Linked DNA regions of Homo sapiens: region 2 is linked to region 1. Evidence: read pairs that join two places in POLR2A ChIA-PET (ENCODE). Cell type or tissue: Caco-2. All regions are shown on one strand. Links, peaks and the distances in the headings refer to the core of each region. The heading gives the core; the rest is flanking DNA.

Region 1 (16,117 bases), core at 3,485-11,484:
GAGGCGAGAGGATCACTTGAGCCCAGGAGGTTGAGGCTGCAGTGAGCCATGTTTTTGCCACTACATTCCAGCAACAGAGAAAGACCGTGTCTCAAAAAAATAAATTAAAAAAAAAAAAGTTAAACGGTGTTTGAGTTACTTTTTTTCATTTATGCAAGGAATATAACCATATTACAGCAGTTTTGTATTTCCTAATGATTTGCAGCATATTTGGAAAATAGGAAAATAAAATTTATCAATGATCCTACCAACCTAATATAGTTGCTTTTTAGGGGATTAATTTTCTTATCCATCTTTTTTTTAAGAAACTTGTAATTATAGTTATAAGTATAAAGTAATAATTCGTAATACTTTAATAATATAAATAAGTGCCATAAATAAAGGCTGGACATGTGCCATAAATAAATAAGTGCCATAAATAAATAAAAGGTGGCTCACGCCTGTAATTCTAGCACTTTGGGAGGCCAAGGTGAATGGCTTGCTTGAGCTCAGAAGTTCAAGACCAGCCTGGGCAACATGGCAAAACCCCATCTCTACTAAAACTACAAAAGATTAGCCAGGCATGATGGTGCTTGCCTGTAGTCCCAGCTACTCGGGAGGCTGAGGCAGGAGAATTGCTTGAACCTGGGAGGTGGAGGTTGCAGTGAGCCGAATTGTGCCACCGCAGTGCAGCCTGGGCAAAAAAGTGAGACTCTGTCTCAATCAATCAATCAATCAATGTTGTATTATAGTTAAAATTATAAGGAATTATTTTATTAGAACATTTGTGGGAGGTTCTTAGGTTTCCATGCCATTTTTGCTTACCGCAAATGCTGAAAATTAATGTTCATTCATTTACTTTTGGGTTAAGTATGTGATCTTCAATCCCCAAACTAACAGAGGAAATGGCCACACTGTGTGATCTTTAATACATGTACTCTTTGGTAAGCAGCATACCTGAAGATAGCAGAAAATGTAACTTCTTTATATCTAAAATTTAGGAAGCAATTTAATTCTGTCCGGAACACAGTTCTTTACCTCCATAAAGATTACCTGTCCATATCAACCCCCTTTTTTTTTTGAGACGGAGTCTTGCTCTGTTGCCCAGGCTGGAGTGCAGTGACGCAACCTCGGCTCCCTTCAACCTCCACCCTCCTGGATTCAAGCAATTCTCCTGCCTCAGCCTCCCTAGTAGCTGGGATTACAGGCATACACCACCATGTCCAGCTTATTTTTGTGTTTTAGTAGTGGCAGGGTTTCATTATGTTGGCCAGGCTGGTCTCAAACTCCTGACCTCAAGTGATCTGCCCACCTTGACCTCCCAAAGTGCTGGGATTACAGGTGTGAGCCACTGCGCCCAGCCCTTTCATATAAGAATTTTTAAGTGTTTATTTCAGAATCATTATTTTCAGCCATTCCACTGTTAATAACCCTTTAATAGTTGTTTAAAATGGTTCATGAAAGACTTCAGAATTTTAGGTAATCATCCAGTTGCTATTAGTCAGGTCTGGTTGTGCTTTGTAGTTTGGAGAAAGAAGAAGGCTTTAGAAACCTTGGCTCCTTTTAAGCTTTTGTCAAGACAGAAGTAGGGGGAGTCTTGGGGAGCCCCTTGCTCTGTGGGGTCAACCAAAGGCCTATAATTCTCAAAAAGTATGTACTTGTTTTATTTTCTTGTGATCCTTTCTTCCCTTCTCCTGACATTCTAGCTTATAAAAAAGTAGCATATAACATAATAAAAAGAATGTTAAATTTAAGACTAGTGTATTTTTATTTTTGGTAACTGTAAGAACTAATTGTTTTAGAATGTCATAATTAAAATAGCTTATCTTCTCTGTAATTTCTTAATTTTTATAGTATTTTCTTATTAAATAAATTATAATTTTCATAGAACTATGAATTATACATTGTTGAATGCATAACTATGCATTGTAATGCTCTTTTGCATCTTCTCTTTTCAGAAGTTTTCTTATTGTCCTCTTGGCATATGCTTCTGGAATAATATTCACCATGGTTTTGGATGACCTTCCAAACTTAGAAGACATCTATACTTCCTTGTGTTCATCAACAATGGAAGACTCAGAGATGGATTTTGACTCTGGACTAGAAGATGATGACACAAAAAGTGATAGTATTTTGGAGGATTCCACAATTTTTGTGGCCTTCAAAGGAAATATAGATGATAAAGACTTCAAATGGAAATTAGATGCAATATTGAAAAACGTGCCCAATTTGTTACACATGGGTAATTTGCTTTAATTATTTTTTCTTCCTGTTACTGTTTTTGAAATGTTTGCCCTTCCATGGTTATCTTGAGTTTTACAAAACAAGCTTGTTAAATTGGGTCAAAAGGCTGAATTTAAGCACAGAGGTGGAATTTTAGGATTTTAAAAATATACATGTTTTCTTTCTTTTTAAGTACATAGAAGAACTGAACATAAAGTGTTGCTTATTATGGTAATTGTTGAATAATCTTCTCTAGTGGATAAAAGTAATTCTCAAGACCCAAATTTATTTGTTTTTAACTCTCTGGTTTTCATTTTCCTTACCTGTAAATTGAAAAGGTTAAACTGAATCTTTAAGGACCCTTAAAGCTTAGAAAACTTATTATTCCATGAATCTGCTTATAATATACTTTAAATTTATTCCTTTAACTTTTATGTCAGAAGTCACTAGCTAACAGCTTGCTGGATCCAGTCTGCAGGCATTTGTTATTTGGCCCACGTTAGTGTTTGAGATTTAGTTTGTTTTCAGTGTTTGAGTTTCATTGCCAGTGCTTTAAAAATTGAGTTATATTGCATGAAAATCCGGATTTTTACATTTGTCTTTAAAAATAGGAAGATCTGATAACATTGAGTTCTCCCTCTCTCCCAGATGGTACGAAGTAGCAGCTGCTTCTGAGAGCAGCCCCACTTCACCACAGTTCCCATCTGGCTTCTTCACACATTTAGATTACCTGTCCATATCTTACGGGCATTTGTGGTTTTGAACCTTGATTTAGATGTTCTCTATTCTAGTTAGCACAATTATCTAATCCCTTCGGACATAGTGAAAAGCCTAGATTTATTCCTTTTATCACAAATCCTAAATTGATCAAGAGCTAATTAGCTTTCTTTTAAGGCTTGGGGGTTTTATCTTTTGAGATTTGTTATCTGGACGGAAGCTGTTGTTTTTTCAACTGCTTTTCACTGTGTTGTACAAGGTTCTCCATAGTTATGCGTTATTTAGCATACAATTAAGAATTTTTCATGTAGTTATCAACATCATTGTAACCATAATCATAGTTATATATTATAAAGGTCTTGCTGGGCCTGAAATTGTTCATTGCTCTTCATTAATTACCACATTTTTCTGTTGTTTACATATTGCTAATTCAATTTATTTATGGCTTTCAAATAAATTACCAAACCTAGGCCAGGCACAGTAGTTCATGCCTGTAATCCCAGCACTTTGGGAGATTGAGTTGGGTGGATCACTTGAACCCAGGAGTTCAAGACCAACCTGGACAATATAGAGAGACCTCATCTCTACAGAAAATACAAAAATTAGTTGGGTATGTTGGCATGCACCTGTAGTCCCAGCTACTCGAGAGGCTGAGGTGGGAGGATCACTTGAGCCCAGGGAGGTCAAAGCTGCAGTGAGCTCTAATAGTGCCCCTGCACTCCAGCCTGTGTGACAGAGTGAGACCCTGTCTAAAAAAAATAAATAATAAATAAAGGTGGGCGCAGTGGCTCATGCCTGTAATCCCAGCACTTTGGGAGGTCGAGGTGGGCGGATCACTTGAGGCCAGGAGTTTGAGACAAGCCCGGCCAACATGGTGAAACCTTGTCTACTAAAAATACAAAAATTAGTCAGGCGTGCTGGCAGGTGCCTGTAATCCCAGCTACTCGGGTGGCTGAGGCATTGCTTGAACCTGGGAGGTAGAGGTTGCAGTGAGCCGAGATCATGCCACTGCACTCCAGCCTGAGTGACAGAGCGAGACTCTGTCTCAAAAAAATAAAAATAAATAAAAAATAACCAACTCTAGATTTATGGTGCTATCAGATTATATTCTTGGTCCAAAAAATATTTTAAGTCAAATCTCTCAAATATGGAAGTTTAAAAAGATTTTGATAAGATATAACTGTTATGAATATGGATTTTTCTGCAAGCATATTACAAGTGTTAATACCATAAGCAAATTTGATGTTTGTGTAGAATATGTACAAGATTCCAACATACTTCAGAGTGGGAAGAAGTCCTGCAGTGTCTATGATTGGTGGAACCAGGATCCCCAAACTTCCTGCCTTTTGCTGTTTGGAGGCCTACATGTAATGGAAAGGAAATTGCCCTGAGAATCAGAGCTGGGTTTTAATGTCATCTCTGATGCTACTGGTTAGCCACAGGCTTCTGAGCAAATCACTTAGCCTTTCTGGGCCTTGGTTTCCTCTCCTGTAAAATGGTCTTGGACTAAATATTGTCTAATCTTTTCTAAATTCCTATGATTGTGTTATCTCATTCCTTTTAGCAAGTTTTCCCTGTTTTTTTTTCCACATTAGAACAAGTGAACTCCATGTCTGGAAAAGTTAACATTCAATGTACAATGGTTTAAGAGCTGGAAGGGGCTTTAGGCAACATGTAGGCACTTTCCTCTATCCTTAGATATTTCTCATTTTGAGAAAGCATATTCCTCTATGACCATTATCTCTTTTTTCCTTCTTTTCACAGGTGTTGAATGACCATTATCTTAATATTAGAATGTATAACTGAATGAAGGATACAGAAGTTTAAGTTTAGCTGAGTTAATAACAAAAGAGAAAATTGTTTTGCCTGAGGTTGTTGAATAACTTTTTTTATTTTTTATTTATTTTTTGAGGCAGTGTCTCACCCCATCACCCAGGCTGGAATGCAGTGGCATGATCTCAGCTCACTGCAGCCTTGATCTCCCAGGCTCAAGCAATTCTCCCACCTCAGCTTCCCAAGTAGCTGGGACTACAGGCGCACGCCACTGCACCCAGCTAATTTTCTGTTTATTTTTTGTAGAGATGAGGTCTCACTATGTTGCCCAGGGTGATCTCAAACTCCTGAGCTCAAGTGATCTGCCCGCCTCGGCCTCCCAAAGTGCTGGGATTACGGACATGCGCCACTGCACGCAGCCAAATAACTTTTTTATCAGCTAACTGTGCCTGGGATTTGCTTTCCAATCTGTAAAATGTAACTACAATTAATAATACCTCCTCAATTACTTAACTTTTTTAAAAAGTATTTTTTATTGTATAATACATGTAACATAAAATTTACCATGTTAACCATTATTAAGTATACAGTTTAGTGGAAATTAAATGTACTCATAATGTTGTGCAACAATCACCACCATGTGTCGCCCTAAGTCTTGTCTTGTCTTTTTTTTTTTTTTTTTTTTTTTTTTGAAACGGAGTCTTGCTCTGTCACCCAGGCTGGAGTGCAGTGGTGCGATCTCGGCTCTCTGCAAGCTCCGTCTCCCGGGTTCACGCCATTCTCCTGCTTCAGCCTCCCAAGTAGCTGGGACTACAGGCGCCCGCCACCACACCAGGCTAATTTTTTGTATTTTTTAGTAGAGATGGGGTTTCACCGTGTTAGCCAGGATGTAACTCTTTTCATCTTGTAAAATTAAACATCTCTGGCTGGGTGTGGTGGCTCATGCCTGCAATCCCAGCACTTTGGGAGGCCGAGGCAGGTGGATCACAAGGTCAAGAGATCAAGACCATCCTGGCCAACATGGTGAAACCCCGTCTCTACTAAAAATACAAAAATTAGCCGGGCATGGTGGCAGGTGTCTATAGTCCCAGCTACTCGGGAGGCTGAGGCAGGAGAATTGCTTGAAGCCGGGAGGCAGAGGTTGCAGCGAGCCAAGATTGCGCCACTGCACTCCAGCCTGGCGACAGATTGAGACTCCGTCTCAAAAAAAAAAAAAAATTGAACGTCTCTAACCATTGAATAACAACTCACCATTTCCTCCTTGCTGCTAGTCCCTGGAAACCACCATTCTACTATCTGTTTCTATGATTTTGGACTACTCTACTTCCTTGATATAAGTGGAATTTTGCCTTTTTGTGACTGGCTTATTTCGCTTAGCGTAAGATGCTCAAAGCCCATTCATGTGGCAGGATATCCTTCCTTTTTAAGGCTTAATAATATTCCATTGTGGCTGGGCGCAGTGGCTCACGCCTGTAATCCCAGCACTTCGGGAGGCCGAGGCGGGCGATCATGAGGTCAGGAGATCAAGACCATCCTGGCCAACATGGTGAAACCCTGTGTCTACTAAAAATACAAAAATTAGCTGGGCGTGGTGGCATGCACCTGTAGTCCCAGCTCAGGATGCTGAGGCAGGAGAATTGCTCGAACCTGGGAGGCGGAGGTTGCAGTGAGCCAAGATCATGCCATTGCACTCCAGCCTGGTGACAGAGCAAGATTCCGTCTCAAATAATAATATAATAATATTCCATTGTATGTATATACCATATTTTACTGATTCATTCATCTGTCAGTAGACATTGGGTTGCTTCCATATCTTAGCTATTGTGGGTAATGCTGCTATGAATATGGTGTACAAATATCTCTTTGAGACTCTGCTTTCAGTTCATTTGAGTGTGTACTCCGAGGTAGAATTGCTGCATCATGTGGTAATTCTATTTTTAATTTTTTTTGAGAAACTGTCGTTTTCCGCAGCAGCTTGTATCCTTTTACATTCCCACTGACAGTGCGCAAGGGTTCCAGTTTCTTTTTTTTTTTTGAGACGGAGTCTTGTTCTGTCACCCAGGCTGGAGTGCAGTAGTGCATTCTGGGCTCACAGCAACCTCCGCCTCCTGGGTTCAAGCGATTCTCTGGCCTCAGCCTCCTGAGTAGCTGGGACTACAGGTGTGCACCACCATGCCTGGCTAATTTTTGTATTTTTAGTAGAGACGGGGTTTTGCCATGTTGGCCAGGCTGATCTCGAACTCCTGTCCTCAAGTGATCCACCAGCCTCAGCCTCCCAAAGTGCTGGGATTATTGGGATTATAGGTGTGAGCCACCGTGCCCCGCAGGTTCTATTTCTCCGTATCTTCACCATTGTTTATTTTCTGTGGTTTTGATAGTAGCCATGGTAATGGTGGTGAGGTGGTATCTTATCATTATGATTTGCATTTCTCTAATGATTAGTTATGTCAAGCATTTTTTCATGTGCTTATTGGCCATTTGTGTATCTTTTCTGGAGAACTGTCCTTTACCTTTTTTTTTTTTTTTTTTTTTTGAGACGGAGTCTCACTTTGTTGCCCAGGCTGGAGTGCAGTGGCGCAGTCTTGGCTCACCACAACCTCTGCCTCCCGGGTTCAAGCAATTCTCCTGCCTCAGCCTCCCGAGTAGCTGGGACTACAGGTGCATGCCACCATGCCCAGCAAATTTTTATATTTTTAGTAGAGACGGGGTTTCATTATGTTGGCTGGGCTATTCTTGAACTCCTGACCTCGTGATCCACCTGCCTCGGCCTCCCGAAGTGCTGGGATTATAGGCATGAGCCTATTCTATTAATTTAAACTTAACCTCTCTCTTCTTTCTTATGGTCCTTTCTCCATCTTACGGCTTTCCGTTCATTGCCTGTGGTGTGCCAGGTACTATGCTAGATTTTTTGCATATATTATCTAATTTGTACCCAAAAATCATATGAAGTAGTTTTTTCATAGTTTTAGAAAAGAAAAAGATAAGTTTCAGAAAGGTTAAATAGCTCGTTCATGGTCACCCAGGTGCTAAGTGGCAAAGCTAGGATTAGATTTGAGTCTGTAGCTCCAAAGCATATGCTCTGTTAGCTATTCCAAGCTGGTGCTCCACCTTATTCTTTTGCTCTTTTGGTTTGTTTTTTAATTCCATCTCCTCTGGTGGCTAAAAGATTATTAATATAATTCTTTTTCTTTCACAATCAAGAGTCCAGCAAGCTAAAAGTACAGAAGGTGGAGCCCTGGAACAGCGTGCGTGTGACATTCAACATCCCCCGGGAAGCAGCGGAGCGGCTACGGATCCTTGCTCAGAGCAACAACCAGCAGCTTCGGGATTTAGGGATTCTCTCCGTTCAGATTGAAGGTCTTTTACTTTGCCATGTGCCCATCTAGACCAGAATCATTACAACAGTAGAATATAGCATGATTTTCTGTGCTGCTTTGTCTGTTCCTCTGCTCTTGTGTTTCAGAATGCCAAGCAACTCATGTAACTTGTACTTTGCTTTGCAGCACCTTAGGATGAAGAGGGACTGACTGAGGTTATTGCTGGGTCCTGATGGTCTTTAGCATCTGTAGCCTTGGACTCCATTCCTTTGGCTAATTTTGACCATCAGTCTTTCAGACTTTGATTTTATTGGCATCCTGACCAGGAATTGATTTGTCTTATTTATTTATTTAGTTGTGTGGTTTTCTTTGTTATTGTTGTTATTTTTAGAGACAGTGTCTTTCTGTGTTGCCCAGGCTGGACTCAAACTCTTGGCCTCAGATGATCCTCCCATCTCAGCCTCCTGAGTAGCTGGGACTACACCTATACCACTGTACCCAGCTTAACATATAATTTAATTTGCTTCCTTCCTTCCACCAAATAAACTTTAGTATTTTCTTTATTCGTCTAACAGATTATGAAGCCTTCAACAGTCCTTTCCTTTTGTAGCAGCATTCATTTTCTTTTCTTTTTTTTTTCTTTTTTTTTTTTTTTTTTTTGAGACAGAGTCCCAGGATGGAGTGTAGTGGCATGATCTCAGCTCACTGCAACCTCCACCTCCCAGGTTCAAGTGATTCTCCTGCCTCAGCCTCCTGAGTAGCTGGTATTACAGGCATGTACTACCATGCCCAGCTAATTTTTGTATTTTTAGTAGAGATGGGGTTTCACCGTCTTGGCCAGGCTGGTCTCAAACTTCTGACCTCAGGTGATCCACCCTCTCGGCCTCCCAAAGTGCTGGGATTACAGGCCATCACGCCGGCCCGCAGTGTTCATTTTCAGTATTTTTACCAGAATGATCTTTTTCAAAATGAGAATTTGATGAGCACGTGCACGCACGCACAGACACACACACACACACACACACACCTACACCCCTATAACCCTACACCCCTAGATTAAAATCCTGCTATCTCTTGGTATTATTCAAAGAATGAAGACCAAACTCCTTACCATGACCTCAGGCTTTGCATGGTCTCACCTCTACCTTCCTCATCCAGCCTTATCTTGTGTAACTTTCCTCCCTTGCCCCCTGTGTTCCAGCTTCTCAGCTTTCTCTTCCTCCTGCCACAGGTCCTTTGCATTGATGTCTTCTCTAAATGAAATACTATTCCCTACCAACCCCCTTCCCCTAGTTCATGCCTGCTCAGCCTTCAAGTATCAGCTTAAATCTTGAGGATGTATTTTCTGAACTCCTTTGGCAAGTCAGAGTCCTTTGCTATGTGCTCTCACAAAAGTTTGTTTCTCTCCCTCAGATCATTTATCTCACACTTTCATAGAGCAATTATTTGATTATTGTTTTATCCCCATAGACTATAAGCTTTAGCATTTGGAATACAATGATAAATATTGTCCTTATTGTTATAAACTCGGAAGAGCTTATGACTTTAGTAAGGAAGACAAACCTGTGAGAGATGTAAGTACCTACCATGTGTGGGGGAGCTCTTTGGAAGCTCAGTGAACTAGAACCCTCTCTTCCCCTCCTGTGTTGATACAGCCAGGTGACAACCAGCAATTCCAGCTTTCCCTTCCACTTTAGTCCAGGTCCTCCTGGCCCTGTGCTTACGTAGAACCTAATTGCTCCATGAAACCTGAGCAGTCGAGGTCATTTTGTTTATAGGAGTGAGACACATTTTATGCAGTCTAGCATTGTAGGTTGCTGTGCCCTCAAAGGGGCAATACCAACAAACAAATTATTTAGAAAGGGTTATATGTAGATTGAGAAATGGGATAATTTTCACCATTTGATAAATGAGAGAATAGTGGCTTAAGCAATACCACTTTAATTTGAAAAATGTGGAACTATCTAAAAGGATCCAGAAAAGTACAATTAATTCACAGCAATCTGTAGGATGAACTATTAGGAAAAGTGGAAGTCGAACAACTATTGGATAAAATAACAATATGTGGGCTGTTTATACTTTAAGGAATACATAAGTGGTTTCTTTAAAACCCCACATGTTTTTTGGTCTCTGTTACCTATTTAAAGGCTTCAAAACCTTAATTGATAGTGTTTTTCACTGGAGAAAGAAGTACCAGTTTTATTTCTTAAGCAGACCTACTTCCTAAAACAATATAATGCTGGTTCTCCCTTAACATTATAGCCATAAATTTAAACATGAGTACTAGCAAGGAAGCAAATAGATAACATATTTTAAGAAATTATGAAATTCACATATGACAATGATTATCACAATACAGAAAGAGTTCTTTAACTTTTAGGCTACATGTGTGTCCCAGATGATCTCTGTTCCCATGCTCCTGGGAATTCAGCAGGAGTGAAAGTGATGGCAGCAGCTATTGCTTTTGTGGAACTGGGCTGTTGATTTTGTAAGTTGTAAGAAGAATGTTGGCCAGCCACGGTGGGTCACACCTGTAATCCCAACACTTTGGGAGGCCAAGGTGGGTGGATCACTTGAGGGGAGGAGTTTGAGACCAGCCTGGCCAACATGGTGAAACCCCGTCTCTACTAAAAATATAAAAATTAGCCGAGCATGGTGGGGCGTGCCTATAGTCCCAGCTACTCGGGAGGCTAAGGCAGGAGAATTGCTTGAACCCAGGAGGTGGAGGTTGCGGTGAGCCGAGATCATGCCACTGCACTCCAGCCTGGGTGTCGAGCAAAATTTTCCTGGGTGGAGGTTGCGGTGAGCCGAGATCACGCCACTGCACTCCAGCCTGGGCGACAAGAGCAAAATTTTGTCTCAAAACAACAACAACAAAAAAGAAGGAATGAAGCAATGTTGCCACTATCGTGTCTGCTGCAAGGCTTGAGGGACAGGTTCTCCCAACAGTCCGTTCTCCATTGACAAATACTTCCTGTACCCTTCCTTTTTTAAGTTTTGGCCAGGGAATTGGGGAAACATCTTTTTTGAGGACATTTTGTGCCCCCTCTGTAAATTCATGGTGATCTAAAGAGTAGTCTGCTAACTTTTTCTGTAAAGGGCCAAGAATAAATATTTTTGGCTTTGCAGGCCATAAGATCTCAACTCAACAAGTACTCAGTTCCATCTTGTAGGGCAAAAACAGCCATAGGCGATATGTAAACAAGTAAACATGGCAGGATTTCAGTAACACTTTATTTAAATAAACATGCAGTGGGCTGCATTTGGCCCACAGGACGTAGTTTGTGGACCCCTAATTGGCAAGTTTGGGAGCCGGTAGTGTTCTCTTTGACACAAATTAGCATATATGCAGTTGGTAAATAGGGGAATGATAGCAGTATAGTGTGGAAATTCTGTTTATTAATATGTGATTTTTTTTCTTAGGTAAGAGGAGCTGGAATAGTAGAAATAGAATTATAATTATCAACAAGAAAAAGCTTTTCACTCAGCTGTTGCATGTGTGGGAGTCTTTTCAGCTCTATTAAAATTAAGAATGAGAGTGTATATTCGTATGCCTTCCTGACGTGCATCCCCCAGCCTTGTGTGGCTCTCAGTTCATGACAGGTTGCATTTCTTCCTGTGCCCACCATAATGGCAGCCCCGCTGGCTCAGAACTCCACTACATGTGCATTATCTCAGCACCTTTAACCAGGCATTTCTGCTGCATTTTTTTCTGGCATTTTGCCTCCACCAGTTATTGTTTTTATTAGAGCTCTGGTTACAAAGTCTCACAGGTTTTCAGTTTGCCCTAACCCTGTTATTGTCAGTATGAGATTTGATAAATGTGAGGTTTTCCAGGAAGTAATTTGTCATATAGAAAAATGCTTATAATTCTTTATAAGGTTATAAGATGACCATTATATTTAATAAATAGCTAATGAGCATCTGCCACGTACCAGGCACTATTTTATGTATAAATGATGTATTATAGATAGTCATATAATTTATCATCTAAATTAGGACACTTTTTTTTTTTTTTTGAGACAAAGTCTCACTGTGTTGCCTAGGTTGGAGGGCAGTGGTACAAACACAACTCACTGTAGCCCCGGCCTCCTGGGCTTAAGCAATCCTCCCATCTCAGCCTCCTGAGTAGCTAGGACCACAGGTGCGTGCCACCACGGACCTGACTAATTTTTTATAGAGACGGGGTCTCACCATGTCGCTAGTCTTGAACTCCTGGTCTGAAGCAATCCTCCCACCTTGGCCTCCCAAAGTGCTGGGATTAACAAATGTGAGTCACCATGCCTAGCCTAAATTAGGACATTTCTGAAAGTGAAAGAGAATGCTATTAATTATGCTGGAACAACAGATGTGAAGGAACAAGGACAGACTTGTAATTAACCCTGTATAGTGATGGGGGAGGCAAGCAAGAAAACGAGTGAGTGAATGATTACATGGAATGTGCTCTGCAGAAATAACAAGATGTTCTGATAAAAGTTACCTAACCTTGGATAAGATGGTTGGTAGAGGCCTTTTTGGGCATGTGACACTTAAGATTACATGAAAATTGAGAAGCTAGCTATGCGAAGAGTGCAGAGAACTGTTCTAGGCAGAGGAAACCGCATGAGCAAAGGCCTTGGGGTGAGAAGCAGCCTTGTGTGCCTAAGAAACTAAAAGGAAACACTGGGGCTGAATCCTTGCTATTGAAGGAGAAAAATAGCATGAGATGAGTTTAAAGAGGTAGACAGGGCTAAATATGGGCAGTCCAATATTGGTAGCCACAGACTGTATGTTGCTTTTAGGCACTGAAAATGTGGCTAGTTAAAACTGACGTGCGCTGTAAGTATAAAATACATATTACATTTTGAAGATTTGGTATTCCCCAAAGGAATGTAAAATATCTCAATAATTCTTACATTGGCTGGGCTGAGTGGCTCACACCTGTAATCCCAGCACTTTGGAAGGCTGAGGCCAGGAGGATTGCTTGAGCACAGGAGTTTGAGACCAGCCTGAGCAATATAGTGATACCCTGTCTCTACAAAAAATTTAAAATTTAAAATAAAAAAATTAGCCAGGCATGTTGGCATACTCCTGTAGTCCCACCTACTTGGGAAGCTGATGTGGGAAGGATCACTTAAGCCCAGTTAGGTCAATGCTGCAGTGAACTGTGATCTCACCACTGCACTCCAGCCTGAGCAACAGAGTGAGACCCTGTTTCAAAAAATAATAATAATTTTTACATTAATTACATGTTGAAATAATACATTGAATGTATTAAGTAAAATAAATGATAATTTCATCTGTTTCTTACTGTGGCTTCTAGAAAATTTTAAATTGCATATGTGGCTCATATTATATTTCTGTTGAACAACACTTGGCTAGGTAGATAATTTAAGGCCTTGTATAGGCTAAGAAGTTTGGCCTGGCCTGGCACGGTGGCTCATGCCTGTAATCCCAGCACTTTGGGAGGCCAAGACAGGCGGATTGTCTGAGGTCAGGAATTCGAGACCAGTCTGGCCAACATGGTGAAACCCCGTTTCTACTAAAAATACAAAAATTAGCCGGGCGTGGTGGCAAGCACCTGTAATCCCAGCTACTCGGGAGGCTGAGGTAGGAGAATCGCTTGAACCCGGAGGCAGACGTTACAGTGATCCGAGATCGCGCCATTGCACTGCAGCCCAGGCAACAGTGAGACACTCCGATTCAAAAAAAAAAAAAGAAGTTTGGCCTTTATTTCTAAACTAGTGGGAAGCAATGGAACTGTTTTTAAGGAATGATACGAACTGATGTCCTTTTCCAGAACAATATTCTTTCTACTTAGAATGTCTTAACAAATTTTGTATATTAATAGTTCCCTTCCTTTAATGGAAACCCTCATGACCTGTATTCTGTTTCTCTTTTTACGCCTGACTTCTAGAGGCAAGCTATAGCATCTGGTAGCTCCCAGTGATTGCTTCCTTTTTGGTAGGCTGTTTGTTCCCTGTGACCAGTGAACCTCCCTGGTTAAAATAGACATAGAAAGCTGACCTAGCCAGGCATGGTGGCTCACGCCTGTAATCCCAGCACTTTGGGCGGATCACAAGGTCAAAAGATCGAGACCATCCTGGTAAACATGGTGAAACCCCGTCTCTACTAAAAATACAAAAATTAGCTGCTTGTATTGGCACGTGCCTGTAATCCCAGCTACTCGGGAGGCTGAGGCAGGAGAATCGCTTGAACCTGGGAGGTGGAGATGGCAGTGAGCCGAGATTGCACCACTGCGCTTCAGCCTGGCGACAGAGCGAGACTCCATCTCAAAAAAAAAAAAAAGGAAGGCTGACCTAGATCAGTGACAGAACAGAGGAAACTGCCATACCTCATTAACTTTCTGTTTTACCATCAGACCCTGTGAATCAGAACCCTACAGTTTAGAAGGACTTGGGTGAGTGCAGCCTTTCAGCTCAGCAGCCACAGACTAGCTATATTTTAACTCTCCACAAGGTGGTGCTCTCTTACAATAACAATAGTCAAAATTTTGGATTAAGTGCAAGAAACATTCTGTTGCTTGTTTCAGAGACGTTTTTATCATTGGACCAAGTAAGATTTAAGTTGCCTCTAAGTTTAGAGTCTACTTAATTGGAACACTTCTAGTAACATTACCTATGAGGGTACTGTGAAGCTCAAATAAGGTAAAATTAAAAATCCTATGCAGGCTGGGCACCGTGGCTCACGCCTGTAATCCTAGCACTTTGGGAGGCCGAGGTGGGTGGATCACGTGAGGTCAGGAGTTCGAGACCAGCCTGGCCAACGTGGTGAAACCCCGTCTCTACTAAAAATGCAAAAATTAGCTGGGCGTGGTGGTGGGCGCCTGTAATCCCAGCTACTCGGAAGGCTGAGGTAGGAGAATCCCTTGAACCCAGGAGATGAAGGTTGCAGTGAGCCAAGATCACACCACTGCACTCTAGCCTGAGTGACAGAGCAAGACTCCATCTCAAAAAAAAAAAAAATCCTATACGTAGCCGGACATAGTGATGTGCGCCTGTGGTCCCAGCAACTCAGGAGGCTGAGGCAGCAGGACCCCTTGGGCCCAGGAATTTAAGGTAGTGGTGAGCTATATGACTGTGCCACTGCACTGCAGCCTGGGTGACAAAGTGAGACCCCATCTCAGAAAACAAAAACCTATAAAAGTATTGGTCCTGTCATTAGGTGTCTCAGAAAGTAGATTTGTAGCAACCTATCTCCTCTTCATTGCATGATTTTTTTCCTGCTGGAAATATGTTTATATTGCAGTTATTGAATGGAATTGGTATTTTGTTCACAAGTGTTAGTGTCCCCACACCAGTATAGGTTCTTTCTTCTTTAAACCTACTTATATTTAGTGTCTACCTTCTGATCATAAATTACCAAAAGGAAGTCTAGGATTTTGAGAGTTTTTGAGAACATTTTCTTCCATTACACACACACACACCCCACACACACACACAATTGGTAAGATGGTTGAAAATAAATATTCAGAGTTCCAGGATCTCTGTTGATACTAAGCATCATTCATGGTCACCCTGCTTCCCTATTACAAGTAAGAATTGGTTATATCTCCTTGTGCTTCATGAAACCTGCTTAGATGGGTTGAAGAAAGACCCATCTACATTGAACCCACCATTTTTCTGGTGGTAAACTAACCATAATTCTTCAAAAGCACAGAAAACTAAAGCACTTATATAGCTGTCTATAAACAAAATTTGCATTTTATTCTAATGATTTCCTTTTTATCACTTGACTCATTTTCAGGGGAAGGTGCTATTAACCTGGCTTTGGCTCAGAACCGAAGCCAAGATGTGAGAATGAATGGACCCATGGGAGCTGGAAATTCAGTTAGGATGGAGGCGGGATTTCCTATGGCAAGTGGTCCAGGTAAGACCTCCCACTCAATTGTATGACATTTTACTAGTTTCCTTTTTTGGCTTATTTGATCATTTGAGCCCTGCAAGATAGGTGGGGGTTCATGGCATACTTAACATCTCTATTTGCTGAATCAGGAAAGCTAGACATGAGTCCTTCCCGGAGGCTAGAGGTCACAGCATGAAGCATCTTTGCAATCTTTTGGTCTCGTGCTTAAAGGTTGATGAACACTGAGCCATGCAGCAAACATT
Region 2 (16,117 bases), core at 3,723-11,722, 160 kb after region 1:
TACAGCAAAGGGCCTGGACATGGTGGGGGGAAATTGGGGCCAATAATACAACCTACTACATATAACATATATCAATAAATGTCTGATCTATCTTGTTTTTTGAGACAGTCTCGCTCTGTCGCCCAGGTTGGAGTGCAGTGACATGATCTCAGTTCATTGCAACCTCTGCCTCCTGGGTTCAAGTGATTCTTGTGCCTCAACTTCTCAAGTAGCTGGGACTACAGGCACGCACCACCATGCCCGGCTAATTTTTGCATTTTTAGCAGAGACAAGATTTCACCATGTTGGTCAGGCTGGTCTTGAACTCCTGACCTCAAGTGATCTGCCTGCCTTGGCCTCCCAAAGTGCTGGGGTTACAGGTGTGAGCCACTGCGCCCAGTTCTAGTCTATCATTTTTAATGGCTGCATATTCATTTTATGAATATAGAAATTCTTTAACCAATGTATGTATCATTAAATATTTAGGTGATTTTCCAGTTTTTAGCTGTTTAAATATTACAATTAACTTTCTAATGTACAGCAATTTTTGCACTCATATTTAGTTATTTTCTTATAATGTCCTAGAAATAGAAATATTTGCCACTTTTTAACAATTTCTGGAATTAATTTATTGATTTTTTTTCCTTTTTGTGGATAATGGGGTCTCACTGTGTTGCCCAGGCTGGTCTTGAACTCCTGGGCTCAAGCTGTCCTCCCACCTCTACCTCCTTGAGTGCTGATATTACAGGCATGAACCACCACACCCAGTCAGATTTCTGGAATGTATTGCCACATTTATACTCCCATAAGAAGCGTGTAAGAGTCCTTATATTTGTACACTATTGTTAAATAGTTTGTGTACTCAGGAAGTAAAGAGTAAAAAGTTGTACATAGAACCTTTTACTTACAGTTTGCCTACCTTTTCTGGGGTGGCACCCGAGGATGCCTTAGGTCTTTATAAGAGATTGTTTCTCTTGGAATGCTTATGAGTGGTCTTTCTGTAGGCCTATTAGTTTAATTTATTATTGGATTACTTAAAATGGCTAGATATTGCATAGCCTGAATTGTCTTGTTCTGAAGATCGTGGTGGTCATTTTGTCAGAAATAACTCTTAACAGTAAATACTCTGCTGTCTGTGAACTCTCCCTGCCTTAATCCCTGTTTCCAGAGTGTCAGGTTCAGATAGGTTGTCATTTATCAAGGTGTCTGGTGTCCATTAAAATAAACAATATACGCAGCAGCCTGGCAGAAGGGACCAAGTACTGGCCTTTGGAAATGTCATCTTTAAAATAGCCGAGTGCAAAGATAGAGAAACTGAAGACATGCCCTCAGAAGGTGCATGTTTATTTGTTTTCCTAGGAGTCGCTCGTAAAAATGTAAAAGTATGCCATTAAAAAAAAATATTTTATGACCTGTAAGTCAACGAAAAGGTTTTTGTTTGGGGAAGAAAAACATGTAAGTAAGTTATATGTATCTCTTTCACAGCCATGGTTTTTTTTTTGTTCCACAGAGCAAAAAAAATTTTATATCACTCCAGACTTTTGTTTAATGAATTCATAGACATTTTCGTAATGTTATATACATAATTTTGTTTTACTTTTATCACTTATTTCATATGAATCATGTCTGACATTGGTCACATATTTGTCATTTCCTTTAAATTTAAATTTAATTTTGCAAGTAGTTTAAGCATTTGGTAAGAATAAAAGAAATTCAAACCTATAAATTGGAAAGGAAGTCTTTCATCACTCTGCTGCATGTCCACTTCAGTTCCTCTTGCGTATTTGTTATGAGATCCCAGCGCTTCTCTTTTGTTGGACATTTGTTTTCCATTATTTGCTACTATAAATAGAGACCCTCACAAACAACATTTCTAATCTGTTAAAATATTTGAAGAGTTCTATTTTAGCTAGGTCTCTGAACCACTCCAGCTCTTTGAGTATTTTAGTAATCTCTGCTAACAGTATATATAATATAGTTAGTTCAGTTATAACTTCTGCAAGTTATATTTCTACAGTTCACATTTTACCACATAATATTAATAAAATTATTTAATAAAATTAAGGAATAATTTACTTTTTATCCTAAAAAAGAAAATATTTGAGAAAATTCACAAGAAAAGGAATATAAATCACTGAAAATTATGGAAAAATATTCAACTCATGGATAATTAATAAAGAAAAGGCAAATTGAAATTTAAAAACTTTTGAAAGCTTTTTTTGTTTTTTGCCTCTGAAATTGGTAAAGATTTTAGAAGCTAATTCTCAGTTCTGGCAAATGTTCTATCAAATAGATATTCTCCCACATGGAAGTTGGCTGATAAATTTGTACAACCATGGGCAGTCTTAAAATGTTTGGAGTTTTTTTGGCCAGGCGCGGTGGCTCACGCCTGTAATTCCCAGCACTTTGGGATGCCGAGGCAGGTGGATCACCCGAGGTCAGGAGTTCATGACTAGCCTGGCCAACATGGTGAGACCCTGTCTCTACTAAAAATACAAAAATTAGCAGGGCGTGGTGGTGGGCACCTGTAATCCCAACTACTCGGGAGGCTGAGGCAGGAGAATCGCTTGAACCCGGGAGGTGGAGGTTGCAGTGAGCCGAGATCACGCCATTGCACTCCAGCCTGGGCAACAAAAGCGGAGCTCCGTCTCAAAAAAAAAAAAAAAAGTTTGGAGTTTTAAAAAATTTTATTCATTTATTTTTCTAACACTATCCACCTGGGGATAAAATGTTTGTAGTTTTGATTTTTATTCTACTTTTGAGAACCTATCCTAAAGTAATGCAGAAATAAAGACAGAAAGCTTTATGGTACAAAGTTATTAATCGCAGAATTATTTATAATCACTGGAAAAATTAGAAAATACTTTAGAGAGGAGTGGTTAAGTAAAATATGGTTTACCCATGTAGTAGAATATTATGCACATGATATTTAAATATAATTTTAAACTACATGAAAATAAATGTTTTTTTAAACAATGTAAAATTGTGTATGTGTGTATATATATATATATATTATATATATGTATTTTTTTTAATCTAATTTTGTTTTTTGGAGACAGGGTCTTACTCTGTCACCCAGGCCACTCAGGCTGAAGTGCAGTGGCACAGTCATAGCTCACTGTAACTTCACACTCCTAGGCTCAAGTGATCCTCCCACCCCATCCTCCCATGTAGCTGAGACGACAGGCATGCACCACCATGCCTAGTTGGGTTTTTTTCTTTCTTTTTTTCCTTCTTTCTTTCTTTTTTTTTTTTTTTGAGACAGAGTCTTGTTCTGTTGTCCAGGCTGGAGTGCAGTGGTGCAATCTCGGAATTTTAAAGGTTTTTTGTAAAGACCATATCTTGCTCTGTTGTCCAGGCTAGTCTTGAACTCTAAGCCTCAAGCAATCCACCTGCCTCAGCCTTCCAAAGTGCTGGGCTTACAGGTGTGAGCCACTGTGCCCAGCATTTTAATGAATCTCAACTATGTTAAAGCAACAAAAATAGTTAGAAAATAGATCCCAAAAGGATAATACTTGTTCCTGTAGATTAAGTTCATGGGTGAGTTTTATTTCCTTTTCGTATAGATATGTAGTTTTTTTTTTTTTGTTTTTTTTTTTTTTGAGATGGAGTTTTGCTCTTGTTCCCCAGGCTGGAGTGCAATGGCACAATCTCGGCTCACCACAACCTCTGCCTCCCGGGTTCAGGTGATTCTCCTGCCTCAGTTTCCCGAATAGCTGGGATTACAGGCATGCGCCACCACATCCGAATTTTGCATTTTTAGTAGAGACGGGGTTTCTCCATGTTGGTCAGGCTGGTCTTGTACTCCTGACCTCAGGTGATCCACCCGCCTTGGCCTCCCAAAGTGCTGGGATTACATGCGTGAGCCACCACGCCCGGCCTCATATGTTTTTTTTCCAAAGTTTCTTCAGTGAGTACATAATTAAAAACGAAATTAAATTAACTTGATTGATAAGACGATAGGGGCAGTGGAAGTAAACTTAGCAATGCTCCCCAGACTTCCATGGAGCAGATACACCACAGAAGGGAGTGACCTTGTTTGCTTTGTCCCCTTGACTCTTGCTGCTTGCTTTCCCCTGGCTTCCTTTGTGGCAGCCCAGGGTTGCCTGGGACACTCTGAGAGATGCAGGCCAGGACAAGCCTCGGGCCATTGTATTGTGATGTCCTTATTGTAGTGTTGGCTGGGGAACACAGGTCTTTGGGCAGGTTGATATTAGTTTAGTGGAGCAGCTTAAGTTTCGCTTTGAAGGCTGTTGCTTGGGCAAAGTGTACTCTGCCTTTCAGTGAGCTAATTAAAAACTCCTTCCTTGGGAAGTAGTCTTCATTAGGCTTTAAAAAGGAAAACAGACAAACAGATGCTAATAGATGGTCCTGCTTTTTCACCATTGGTGTTTGTCAACAGCGAGATATTCTTGAAGTTTGCCACCTAAGGGTTCTTCCAGCTTTCCTTATGCCACCAAAAAAGGCCATGTGACAGGACTTGCTTGCCAAGGAGAAAGAAGGATCAGTGCTATCAGAAGGTATTCAAGCATGATTAAGAGCCCAGGCTGCTCTCATGTTAGACAGATCTGGTGGCTAATCCCAGCTCCACTGTCTCCTGGCTCTATCACCTTGGGCAAGTCACTTAACAATTCTAAGCCTCAGTTTCCTTATCTGCAGCATGGGGATGAAAGAGTGTCTGCCTTATAGAGTGAATATAAAGAATGAATGGTATGGAGGCGTGTAATAACTGCTCAGATGGTATTGGTTGCTATTTTTAATAGTATCCTCCCTTTTAAAAGATCCCTCAGATCACTCGAGCCCAGGAGTTTGAGTGTAGTGAACTATGACCGCGTCACTGAGCTCCAATCTAGGCAACAGAGTGAGACCATGTAAAAAAAATTAAAAAATAAAAGAGACCTCATGATTGTTAGCATCCTTATAGGCCTTATAGGGAGACCTGGGAGGTTTCAATGAGGTTCTCTTCCTGGAGCCTAGCCTTAGAGGAACAATGGAAGAGTGATGATCCTGAGGCCTGGTGATCCCATCACTTCGAGTTGAGGTTCCTGTAGGCCAAAGCCCTGCCAATGGAAGGAGTCATAGAGGACTCAAGGACTCAGTTTTTGTCAGGTCAACCCAACTTCAAAGCCTGCTTATTCTAATTACCAGCTCTGTAGCCTTGAGCAAATCATGCAGCCTCAAGAGCCTCAGTTTGATCCCAGAATATCTACCTCCTAGAGATAGTGGAGGAATAAATAAGAAATATAAAATGCTTAGCGTGCTTCCTTAGCAGAATCCACTCAATAACTAGTTGCTCTGCCTATTGTTATTTTTATGGTGCTTGATTGAGATCAAGAGGGTGGCCCAGTGATGCAGTCAGAACATGGGGTCTGAAGTAAAACCATTTGGTTTAAATCCTATTGCTCTCATTCACTAGTTTCGTGACCCCAGACAAATAACTTCTCTGTCTTTCAGTTTCATTATCTGTAAAATGGGGACAGTAATTGTACCCACTTCATGGAATTATTGAGAAGACTAAATGGCTTAAGGCAAGTAAAGTGCTTACAGTCATGGCTGGAACAGAGTAAGTGCTCAATAAATTATCATCGTTATCACTGATATGTACGGATTGCTCTGAGAGAGGCTGCCCCGTTAAAAGAACACACTTGGCAAGGAATGTAATACATTGGCCCTGCCCCCAGGATCTCCTCCTCCTCCTGGGCAGTCTCACTTGTTGCCCCACACCCTGGTGCAACTTCCTTTTCTGATAGTCCTGTGGGACCTGAGCCCTTTTGACTACATTCCAGTGCGTTTCTGCCTGTCTTGGTATAGATCATCACCTGTGACCCAATCTCTTTATTCTCTGATTACTCCACTTGAAGTCCCTGTCCTGAACCAGTCCCCATGGCCCCACCTCATTACATTCCTGCTCACTCCTGTAGCTGTGCCACCCACCCAGGCCCAGATCGCTGTGAGGTGCAGTCCCTGGAGGCAAAGTATTACCCCCGGTCTTGCTGAGGCTTTTGGCCCCCACCCTGACACAAATAGAGAGTTAGAAAACATAACATATTCAAAGCTAGATTGAGTAGATAATGAAATTTCCTGATACTACAGCCAATGTACATACACATTTGACTGATTTACTCTAATATCCCTAGGATAAGGCTAAATATCAAGGCTTATATAGAAAGCCTAGTGCCTGTGCATCTGGGCTGCCCTAGCAAATGGTAGGTTATATCATTTTGGGGTAAAACTCTTAGTCCTCTTGGCACAGTTCCTTCTGGTTAGGCCAGCGTGATGCCCTAGCTCTTGCCCACATGAGGCTGCCATTTCAGACATGATTTCAGGTATCCTGTCTGGGCCTGTAGGTAGATGTTTTTGGATGACTGTGCAAGCTTAGCCCTCCGTGATCTGACTCCTACCTGCTTGCTGAGACTTTTTGGATTGTAACTTTTTTTTTGTTTTTGTTTTTTTTGAGACGGACTCTTGCTGTGTCTCCCAGGCTGGAGTGCAGTGGCGTGATCTCGGCTCACTGCAACCTCCACCTCTCAGGTTCAAGAGATTCTCCTGCCTCAGCCTCCCGAATAGCTGGGACTACATGCGCCCGCCACCACATCCGGCTAATTTTTGTATTTTTAGTAGAGATGGGGCTTCACCATATTGGCCAGGCTGGTCTCGAACTCCTGACCTTGTGATCCACCCTCCTCGGCCTCCCAAAGTGCTGAGATTACAGGGGTGAGCCACCACGCCCAGCCGGATTGTAACTTTTTATTGAAGTATGACATATATACGGAAAAATGTATAACTCATTAGTGTACAGATACGTGAATTTTCACGAAACGTTGAGTAACCAGCACCCAGATTAAGGAAGAGTGGTACCAGCATCCACGGGAGCCCCTTTTGTGTTCTCTTTCCTGTCACTCCTCCCAGCTCTTGCCCTGTTTTGGCTATATTGAGCTAATTACAGTACACACAGCCCCACCCCAGCACACCATTCTCTCTTGCCCTCCAACCTGTGCACAGCCTTGGACTGCCCAGCCTCACCTACTCATTGTTCAAAACTCAGGTGTCAGCTTCCCCTGATGGGCTAGGTCTGCTTCCTTTGTACTTTCCTCCTGTATTTTGTAATTGTTTACTGGGAGCTCCCTGAGGACAGAGACTATCTGAGTCACCAGGTTTCCTGGCACCCATCACACTCTTCGTATAGAGCAAACTCCAGAAATGTTTGCTTATTGCACAGTTTGTTTAAAATATTTGAAGTCACTTCTCACTTTCCTTGATCTTCTCTGACTCTGCCCCAAGCACATATCATTCCTCCTCTGCCTTCCTAACTCCTTTTTACCCCTTCAAGCTTTTTTCAAAACACATAGCCCTTTCTGAGTCTCCTGCCTGCCTCCATACTCACCCTCACTTTTGCTCCGGCTGTGCGTCCGCCCTGTCCACACCTGTCCCAGCATCCCACACTCAGACTTCCCACACACCAACCTACTGACTGTTGCAGCACTGTGTTTCTGCCCCCAGACTGCAGGCCTCAGCCATGCAATAGTTTACTCCACAGAGAGCATTCTCTGTGCCAGCCCTCTGCCACAACAAACCCTCAACCACTATTCTTCAGGCTCTGCTTTATTTGAGTTAGATTTATTTTGTGCTTTGCCTGTGTTCATGACTCTGTGTATTACACTTCATAAGTTTTTCTTCCTCAAGAACATTGGTTTCCTTTAATATTCTCATATTTTTAAAAAGGATTTCATATGTATTGCTGAATGATATTCATTCATTCATTTCTTCATTTGTTCATTTATCACATGTGCCAGGAACTGTACTAGGTGCTGGAGAGCCAAAGTTAAGATAAATGTGTTGCCCTTGAGAAACTCACAGAGAAATGGGGAGAGAGAGAAACATATGCAGATTATTATAAGATAGCATCAGTATTAGGCTTATTAACACAGGGATTAAGAGTGGGTACCGGAGTCAGCTATGTGGTTTTGGTCACATTACTGAAGCTTTCTGTTTCTGTCTTGATTTCTTGACCTGTAAAATGGGTAGAATGTGTGGTTTTTATCTCAGTAAAGCTGTTCTAAGAAGCAGAAATAGAGCTTTCACAGGGCTGTTGTGATGTTTCCTGAGGACCTTTTTGAGTCAGGAACTGTTTTTTTTGTTTTTTTTTTTTTGTTTTTTTTTTGTTTTTTTTTAGGTGGAGTCTTGCTGTGTCGCGTGCAGTGGCGCGATCTCGGCTCACTGCAAGCTCTGCCTCCCGGGTTCACGCCATTCTCCTGCCTCAGCCTCCCGAGTAGCTGGGACTATAGGCTCCCACCACCATGCCCGGCTAATTTTTTGTATTTTTAGTAGAAACAGGGTTTCACCGTGTTAGTCAGGATGGTCTCGATCTCCCGACCTCGTGATCCGCCCGCCTCAGCCTCCCAAAGTGCTGGGATTACAGGCATGAGCCACCGCGCCTGTCCAAGTCAGGAACTGTTCTTGATGCAGAGGATACAGTACAGTGCCTGGCACCTAGCAAGTGATCCATAAATGTCAACTATAATCAACGGTTGTTACCACCTTTGCTTGGGCTCATAGACAAAGTGACCTTTCACCTGGCTATCAAACGAATGCTTTCTACTAGAAAGCGGGCAGAGAAGGATGGCTTGGGCAGAAGGAATAGCCTAAGAACAGACACAGAAGAATGAAACAGCATGATGTTTTCAGAAATTGGGAATAGTCCAGTGTAGCTGGAGGACAGGGCGTGTGTGGAAGAGTGGTGAGAGGTGAAACTGGAGAAATGAGACCCAGTGGTGAAGGGTCTTGTTTGCTGTTGGAGTTTAGACTTAACCTGATAGATGAAATGGAACCATCAGAAGTCTTTAAAGACTGGCTAGCCACAATCTAAACTGTTTTAGAAGGTTCCTTTGGTGCTTCTGTAGATGGACTTGGATGGGAGGTGGTTGGGAGACCGCTAAGGAGGAGGGGGAAAAGCTGCTGGAGAGAGATGACAAGAGCAAGAACTGAAAGGATAAATGCTCCAGGGGTGGATCCACAGGGCTTGGTGACTGGTGGAAGGAAGAACATGGGAGCTGAAGGGTGAAGGGTTGCCAGGGTATCTGGCTAGATGTTGATGCCAGTTACTGACAAAGAATAGCAGGAGGAACAGATTTTTCCTTCCCAAAGACTACTTCAGTCTATGGAAGGAAGACTGCTTCTTCCTGATCCTAGGAGCAAGTATTCTAAAACTCACAAGTCCATTTGGCTAGGCTGTGAGCCTCTTTTTCTCTCTTGGGCCTCATAAACAGTCAGTTTCAGACAAGCAATTATTAACCTCAGGCAATTAGGGCAAGAGATGGCTGTGTTGATTTCACTCCTTGTGTCTCCTCTGGGAGAGACAGGAGAAAGTCATGTGTTTGTTTTCACCATGCTATAGGAATGGATGGAGTTGGAGCATTAGCCTCCATCCTCTAGTAACAGACACATGGGCCTCTTCTCTCGCCTGCTTTCAATCCGTAGAGAACCAGGTTAAGTTAAAAAGTTATTTTCAGTGTTTTCCCTCTCTTGGCCAGTTTCCCACCAAAAAATCATTCAGATTTTTGACCCAATCAAAGAATCAATCCCTAGCCCACCCTAGCTGTTGGGCTCCAGAACAGCACCTTTCCTACTACTGCCACTGCCCTATCCCAGAGTGACCTGGTTCTGAGTTTAGAGTCTGTGGCTCAGCAGATGTGTGCTTGCCACTGCTGGTGTCACAGCTTAGCTGGGCGTGATCCTGTTCCTACACAGTCATATTTATGAGTACCCTGGATACAGGACATCATGACTGGCACTGTCAATATGGCGAGACAGCCCCCCTTCCCATAGAATTCTGTCCTATTACTTCTAGCTTCTCTCTTTCTCTGCCTCCCTTCTACTTTCTGTCAACTAGGGTTGTTCTAGCTGGTGAGTTTCCTTGGTTTGAAGAATAAAGCACACAAAGTTCTTTTCTCTCCACTCTCTCGTCTGTGACATTGTCACATTTATAACCGTCTGTCCTCCAAGGTAGTTTTTAGATGTTTCAAGTATACAGACCACTTTGGTGGTGAAAGATCTCATCAATAATCTCTTCCTGTTTGTCTCTAGAGCTGGATTAGCAGAGGGGTAAAACTCCTTGGACTGGAGTGACTAGTTCCTCCTTTTATGAAACACCATTGAGAGGATGTGTTATTTTTATTTTTTTATTTGAAACAGGGTCTTACTCTGTCACCCAGGCTGGAGTGCAGTGGTTCAGTCTTAGCTCACTGCAGCCTCAACCTCTAGGGCTTAAGTGATCCTCCCACCTCAGCCTCCTAAGTAGCTGGGACCACAGGTGTGTAACACCACACCCAGCTTATTTTTTTATTTTTATTTTTGTAGAGATGGGGTTTTACTATGTTGCCCAAGCTAGTCTGTAACTCCTGGGTTCAAACAGTCCTCCCACCTTTGCCTTTCAAAGTGCTGGGATTACATTTGTGAACCACCATGCCCCGCCTGTTATTTTCAGTAAATAGTTGACCCCACACTAATGAGAGTGAGCATGGGTATTGTCATTTTAAAAAACATCATTACAAGACACCTGTTGGGCTTTATATCTTGGACCATCAGTTGCATCCTACTGATTTCTGGGCCACTTGGAAACTCCTGTTGTAAACTAGGGCTCTCTATCCTTAGTTTTAGAGTATCCTGTTGTCTTAAGCCATCTGAAAGGGAATAGCTATTTTTTCAAAGAAATTAGCTTTTTTCTAATGACAAAAACAAAGCATGTTCATTTTAGAAAGTTTAAAAAATGCAGTGAAGCAAAAATGAAAAATTGTTCATAATTCCACTACCCAGAGATAACCACTATAAACTTTGTGGCCTTAGGTTTTAGTCTTCTATTTATTTATTTTATTTTTTTTGGTAGTCCGAGACTGGGCAATTTACGAAAGAAAGAGGTTTAATTGAACTTATAGTTCCACATGGCTGGGGAAGGTCTCACAATCATGGTGGAGGGCAAAAGGCATTTCTTACATGGTGGTGGCAAGAGAGAATGAGGAAAAAGCAAAAGCGGAAACCCCTGATAAACCATTAGATCTTGTGAGACTCATTCACTATTACGAGAATAGCATGGGAAAGACCAGCAACTCCCATGATTCAATTACCTTCCCCTGGGTCCCTCCCACATTACATGGGAATTCTGGGAGATACAATTCAAGTTGAGATTTGGGTGAGGACACAGCCAAACCATATCATTCTGCCTCAGCCCCTCCAAATCTCATGTCCTCACATTTCAAAACCAATCATGCCCTTCCAACAGTCCCCCAAAGTCTTAACTCATTTCAGCATTAACCCAAAAGTGCACAGCCCAAAGTCTCATCTGAGACAAGGCAAGTGCCTTCCGCCTGTGAGCCTGTAAAATCAAAAGCAAATTAGTTACTTCCTAGATACAATGGGGGTATAGGCATTGGGTAAATACATCCGTTACAAATAGGAGAAATTGGCCAAACCAAAGGGGCTACAGGCCTCATGCAAGTTGGAAATCCAGCAGGGCAGACAAATCTTAAAGTTCCAAAATGATCTTCTTTGACTCCATGTCTCACATCTGGGTCATGCTGATGTAAGAGGGGGGTTCCCATGGTCTTGGGCAGCTCCACCCTTGTGGCTTTGCAGGGTATAGCCTCCCTCTCAGCTGCTTTCACAGGCTGGTGTTGAGTGTCTGTGGCTTTTCCAGGCCCACGGTGCAAGCTGTCGGTGGATCTACCATTCTGGAATCTGGAGGACAGTGACCCTCTTCTCAGCTCCACTGGGTGGTGCCCCAGTAGGGACTCTGTGTGGGGGCTCCGACCCCACATTTCGCTTCCGCATTGCCCTAGCAGAGGTTCTCCATGAGGGCTCCGCCCCCTACTGCAAACTTTTGCCTGGACACCCAGGCTGGAGTGCTGTGGTACAATCTCAGCTCACTGCAACCTCTGCCTCCCAGTTTCAAGCAATTCTTCTGCCTCAGCCTCCTGAGTAGCTGGGATTACAGGTCACCACCACTACGCCTGGCTAATGTTTGTATTTTTAGTAGAGACGAGGTTTCACCATGTTGGCTAGGCTGGTCTCGAACTCCTGATCTTGATCTGCCTGACTCGGCCTCTCGAAGTGCTGGGATTATAGGCGTGAGTTACTTTGCCTGCTGGCTTTTCGTCTTTTAAAAAATGTTTGTGCATTTTTTTTTTATAAAATAAATGATAATATATGTCTCTTTTATAAACTTCATTTAATAGGATATTATAAACACCTTTCTAAGTCATTGCAAATTCTTAATAGCCTCATGTTTAATGATTCCATAGTAGTCCATTTTATATAGGAAGTGAGGACATTACTAACAAAATTAATATACTTTCATTTGAAAAGAAAAAACGTGACCTAAATTGATGCAGCAGGTAAGGAAGGGCTGTTGTAAAGAGTGATAATGTTGCAACAGTCAAAGGGATGGGTTTCCAGCTCTGGATATCATAAGCAATAATTGTAGGCTTAATAAATTGGTACATTAGATAGGACATGGATGTTAATAGACTTGATCCCTTTATACATCTTCGGGTTGAAATTTTGTAAAATCGTTCTGGGTCTCAAAATTTTATAAGAATTATGCCTGTAGTGTCTCAGGTTGCCAAAGGTAGATGGTTTTGACTTTCTTGGTTTCCTTTCATTGGAAATCAAGCCAAGAAGCTCTTACTGTGTGAATTTGCATAGCACCTTGTGTACCAGGAGGCACTTGGCAGGTGATTATTTGAGCAGTTATGGAAAGTTTTGTGTTGAGAGGGACTTGCTGAGTCTAATCATGATTGATGAGGCTGGATTATTCCATACATTTCTTTCTTTTTACAGGCAGTGCTTTCCTCAGTGCTATTTTTCTTGCCTTAGCGACATACCAGTCTCTGTACCCACTCACCTTGTTTGTCCCAGGACTCCTCTATCTCCTCCAGGTAAGCACTTGCTGGTCAGAAGCCAGCACCCAAGTGACATTTAATACATGGCCTGGTCCCTGCTGGGGGAAAGGAAGGGCACGGGTTAGTAAAGGCAGTGGGAAGCTTGCTCCCAGTTGAAAATATAAACACATAGAAACTTGACTAACTTTAAACAAAGTGGACTTAATTATCATTAAGTCCCAACTACAGTAGACCTCCCCATGTCTGCAGGGGATATGTTCTAAAGCCCCTAATGGAGGCCTGAAACTGCATTTGGTACTGAACCCTACGTATACTATGTTTTTTCTGTCGAATAACTGAGACAACTACTAAGTGACTAACAGGCAGGGATACACTAGACAAAGGGGTGATTCATGTCTCGAGTGGGACAGAGCAGGACGGCGTGAGATTTCATCACACTACTCAGAATGGTGTACAATTTAAAACTTATGAATTGTTTGTTTCTGGAATTTTCCATTTAAGGACCACAGTTGACAACAGGTAACTGAAACCATGAAAAGTGAAACCTCAGATAAGGGGGGCACTACTATATGCATATCCTTGGGAATGTATAAGTGCATTTTATTTTACATATTTGCAAACGCAACTATCTTGCAGTTTTCTTTTCTCAACTAGTGATCCCCTCTGAGCTCATTTCTTTAACTTTTCTTTATAATAACACTCACCTTGTAAGATTCTTATAGGACTTAAATGGAGTATGTGCATCTGAAACAATGCTTGGAACATAGTGGCTGATCAATAAACATTAATTGAAGAATGCAAATTGCTGACATTTACTGAGAATGGATTACATGTCAGGCACCATGCTAAGCACTCTGTAGGCATCGTCTCATTTTAACCTCATAAGAACTTTATGGAGTAGGTCATATTATTAGCCAAATATTAGTCTAGTGTTAGCCATATTAGACAAATGAATTGAAACTAGAATGTTGGGAGGTTAAGTCACTTAAGGTCACAGGACCAGCGAATGACATTGCTAAGATATGAACCATGGCCATCTGATGCCAGAGCGTGCTCTCTAATCATCTTGTTCTACTCAAATGAGAATAGTACATACATGTTTCTTCAAGAGGAAGTAACTGCATGCAGGCCCCACATGGTCCAAATCCATTCTTACAAGATAAATGTTTCTTGAAAGTGTACAGGTGGCAGTGCCAGAAATGTCTGATTTCAGAGCCTTTCTTAATCACAAGCACTGCTAAAGCTGAGTGTGTATTCCATTTATTGAAATAGGCCATATGCATGTTATTTTAAGTGATTTTATAATATTGTGTTGATGCAGACAATGATTCATGGTTTGCTTGATCTTTTTCTTATTTGGGGAATTTGAGATATGTCTTTATTTATGTTTGAGATATGTCATTTATATTGTCACTAATATAAATAACGTAGAAATTTTTTTTTTTTTTTTTTGAGAGCAGGTCCTTGCTCTGTCACCCAGGCTGGAGTGCAGTGGCACAATCTCAGCTCACTGCAGCCTCCATCTCCCAGGCTCAATCGATCGTCTCACCTTAGTCTCCTGAGTAACTGGGACTACAGGTGTGTGCCACCACACCCGGCTAATTTTTTGTAGAGATGGGGTTTCGCCATGTTGCCCAGACTGGTCTCGAATTCTTGGGTTCACGCAATCCATCCACCCACCCACTTTGGTCTCCCAAAGTGCTAGGTTTATAGGAATGAGCCACTTCACCCAGCCAGAAATTTGTTTTTATTTGTTTTCTTTTTCTTTTTCTTATTTTTGAGACAGTGTCTCACTCTGTTGCCCAGGATGGGATGTGCAGTGCCGCAGTCACGGTTCACTGCACCCTCAACCTCCCGGGCACAAGCAATCCTTTCACCTCACCCTCCCAAGTAACTGGGACTGCAGGCATGCACCACCACACCCAGCTAATTTTTGTATTTTTTTGTAGAGACAGGGCTTTGCCATGTTGCTCAGGCTGCTCTCAAACTCCTAGGTTCAAGCGATCCTTCTGCCTTGGCCTCCCAAAGTGCTGGGATTACAGGTGTGAGCCACTGTGCCCAGCTTGAAATTATTTTCTTCAAGTATGTTGCTTTAGCTAAATCACTGGACCCAAGGTGAAAAGTCGTATTGTTCTTATTAGGCAATTATACCAGATTGTTCACCAGAAAGCCTGAGCCAGTTTGCAGTGCCACCATCAGTATCTAAAGAGAAGTGGACCACTTACCTCCTCATCTGCCAGCACTGACTTTTCAAGTTTGATTTATGATTGCCAGTTCAGTAGATGTGTCACCATACAGTGAAGTTATTTTGCTTTGATTTTCTTTCTGTATTCTTGCTGAGTTGAAGCATTTTTCCACATAACAATGTGCTGCTTGTATTTTCTTTTTTATTTCCTATTTATGGCTTATTCTTTAGAAAGTCTAAGCACTAAGAATATATATAGCCAGACTTTTTATACAACTATGTATCAAATAAATAATATAGTATATTCATACACATGGATGGACCAGAAATTTAAAAATGGTTTCTGAGCTTGTCCAACCTGCAAAAAATGAATAAGTAAATAAAAGAAGATAAAAATGGTTTCTTAAGCCAATCTCTATGCACCACTTTATATAAAACAACTTTTGTTTAAAACTAAAGGAAATTTCCTCCTGACACTAGTGGACAGTACAACTGACTCATTAAGTCAAGCAGCTCCTCTACCAATATTTACTAAGTACCTATAGTGTGCTAGATACTATGCCAGACTGCAGACATAAAGCAATTGAAGGATGCTGAGCAGGTGAGTGCTCCAGGAAGATTGCTTTGGCAGCAGCTTGTCGGGTAGATGGGAGTAGGAAGAGCTGAAGTTGGGAAAGCTTAGAACATTGTACTAGATCAAGTCAGAGGGGTAAACTGGGGGCCCAAACCAGTGTCAGAGGAGATGGAGAGATGAGAGACTAGATGCAGGGGAATTCTAGGAGGTAGAATTGGCTGTGCTTGGTAACCGTCTGTATGTGGGGGACAGGAGCGGAAGGAGTTTGAGATGAACTTCAGGATCCCATTTATGCAGAAATTAAAACTCCATTTCCTACTATATTTGTATATTTTTTATAAATATATGAAGTAGCCTGGTGTATTAGTCCATTCTTACGCTGCTATGAACTGCCTGAGCCAGGCGTGGTAGCTTACACCTGTAATCTCAGTACTTTGGGAGGCTGAGGCAAGTGGACCACTTGAGGTCAGGAGTTTGAGACCAGCC

The links. ChIA-PET counts read pairs that join two places held together with the same protein. Peaks named below come from ENCODE experiments on the same cell type or tissue, not always from the same donor. Only the 100,000 strongest peaks of a DNase experiment are listed, where the experiment ranks them.
Region 2: POLR2A ChIA-PET joins it to region 1 with 13 read pairs; 3 of 35 experiments call an interaction of 5 or more read pairs at or near these places.

Annotation. Positions count from the first base shown.
Region 1 is chr20:34,768,225-34,784,341 of GRCh38, reverse strand. It overlaps NCOA6 (nuclear receptor coactivator 6), which reads left to right. Exons shown (of 15, transcript NM_014071.5): 3 at 1,938-2,221; 4 at 7,894-8,049; 5 at 15,756-15,878. The coding sequence starts at 1,987. Among named protein-coding and RNA genes, the nearest start is that of NCOA6, 49 kb to the left of the region's middle. In Caco-2, for the core only: no CTCF peak of the experiment used is centred there; no DNase peak of the experiment used is centred there.
Region 2 is chr20:34,612,833-34,628,949 of GRCh38, reverse strand. It overlaps PIGU (phosphatidylinositol glycan anchor biosynthesis class U), which reads left to right. Exons shown (of 12, transcript NM_080476.5): 7 at 12,811-12,908. Among named protein-coding and RNA genes, the nearest start is that of PIGU, 56 kb to the left of the region's middle. In Caco-2, for the core only: no CTCF peak of the experiment used is centred there; DNase peaks (open chromatin) are centred at 7,039 and 7,406.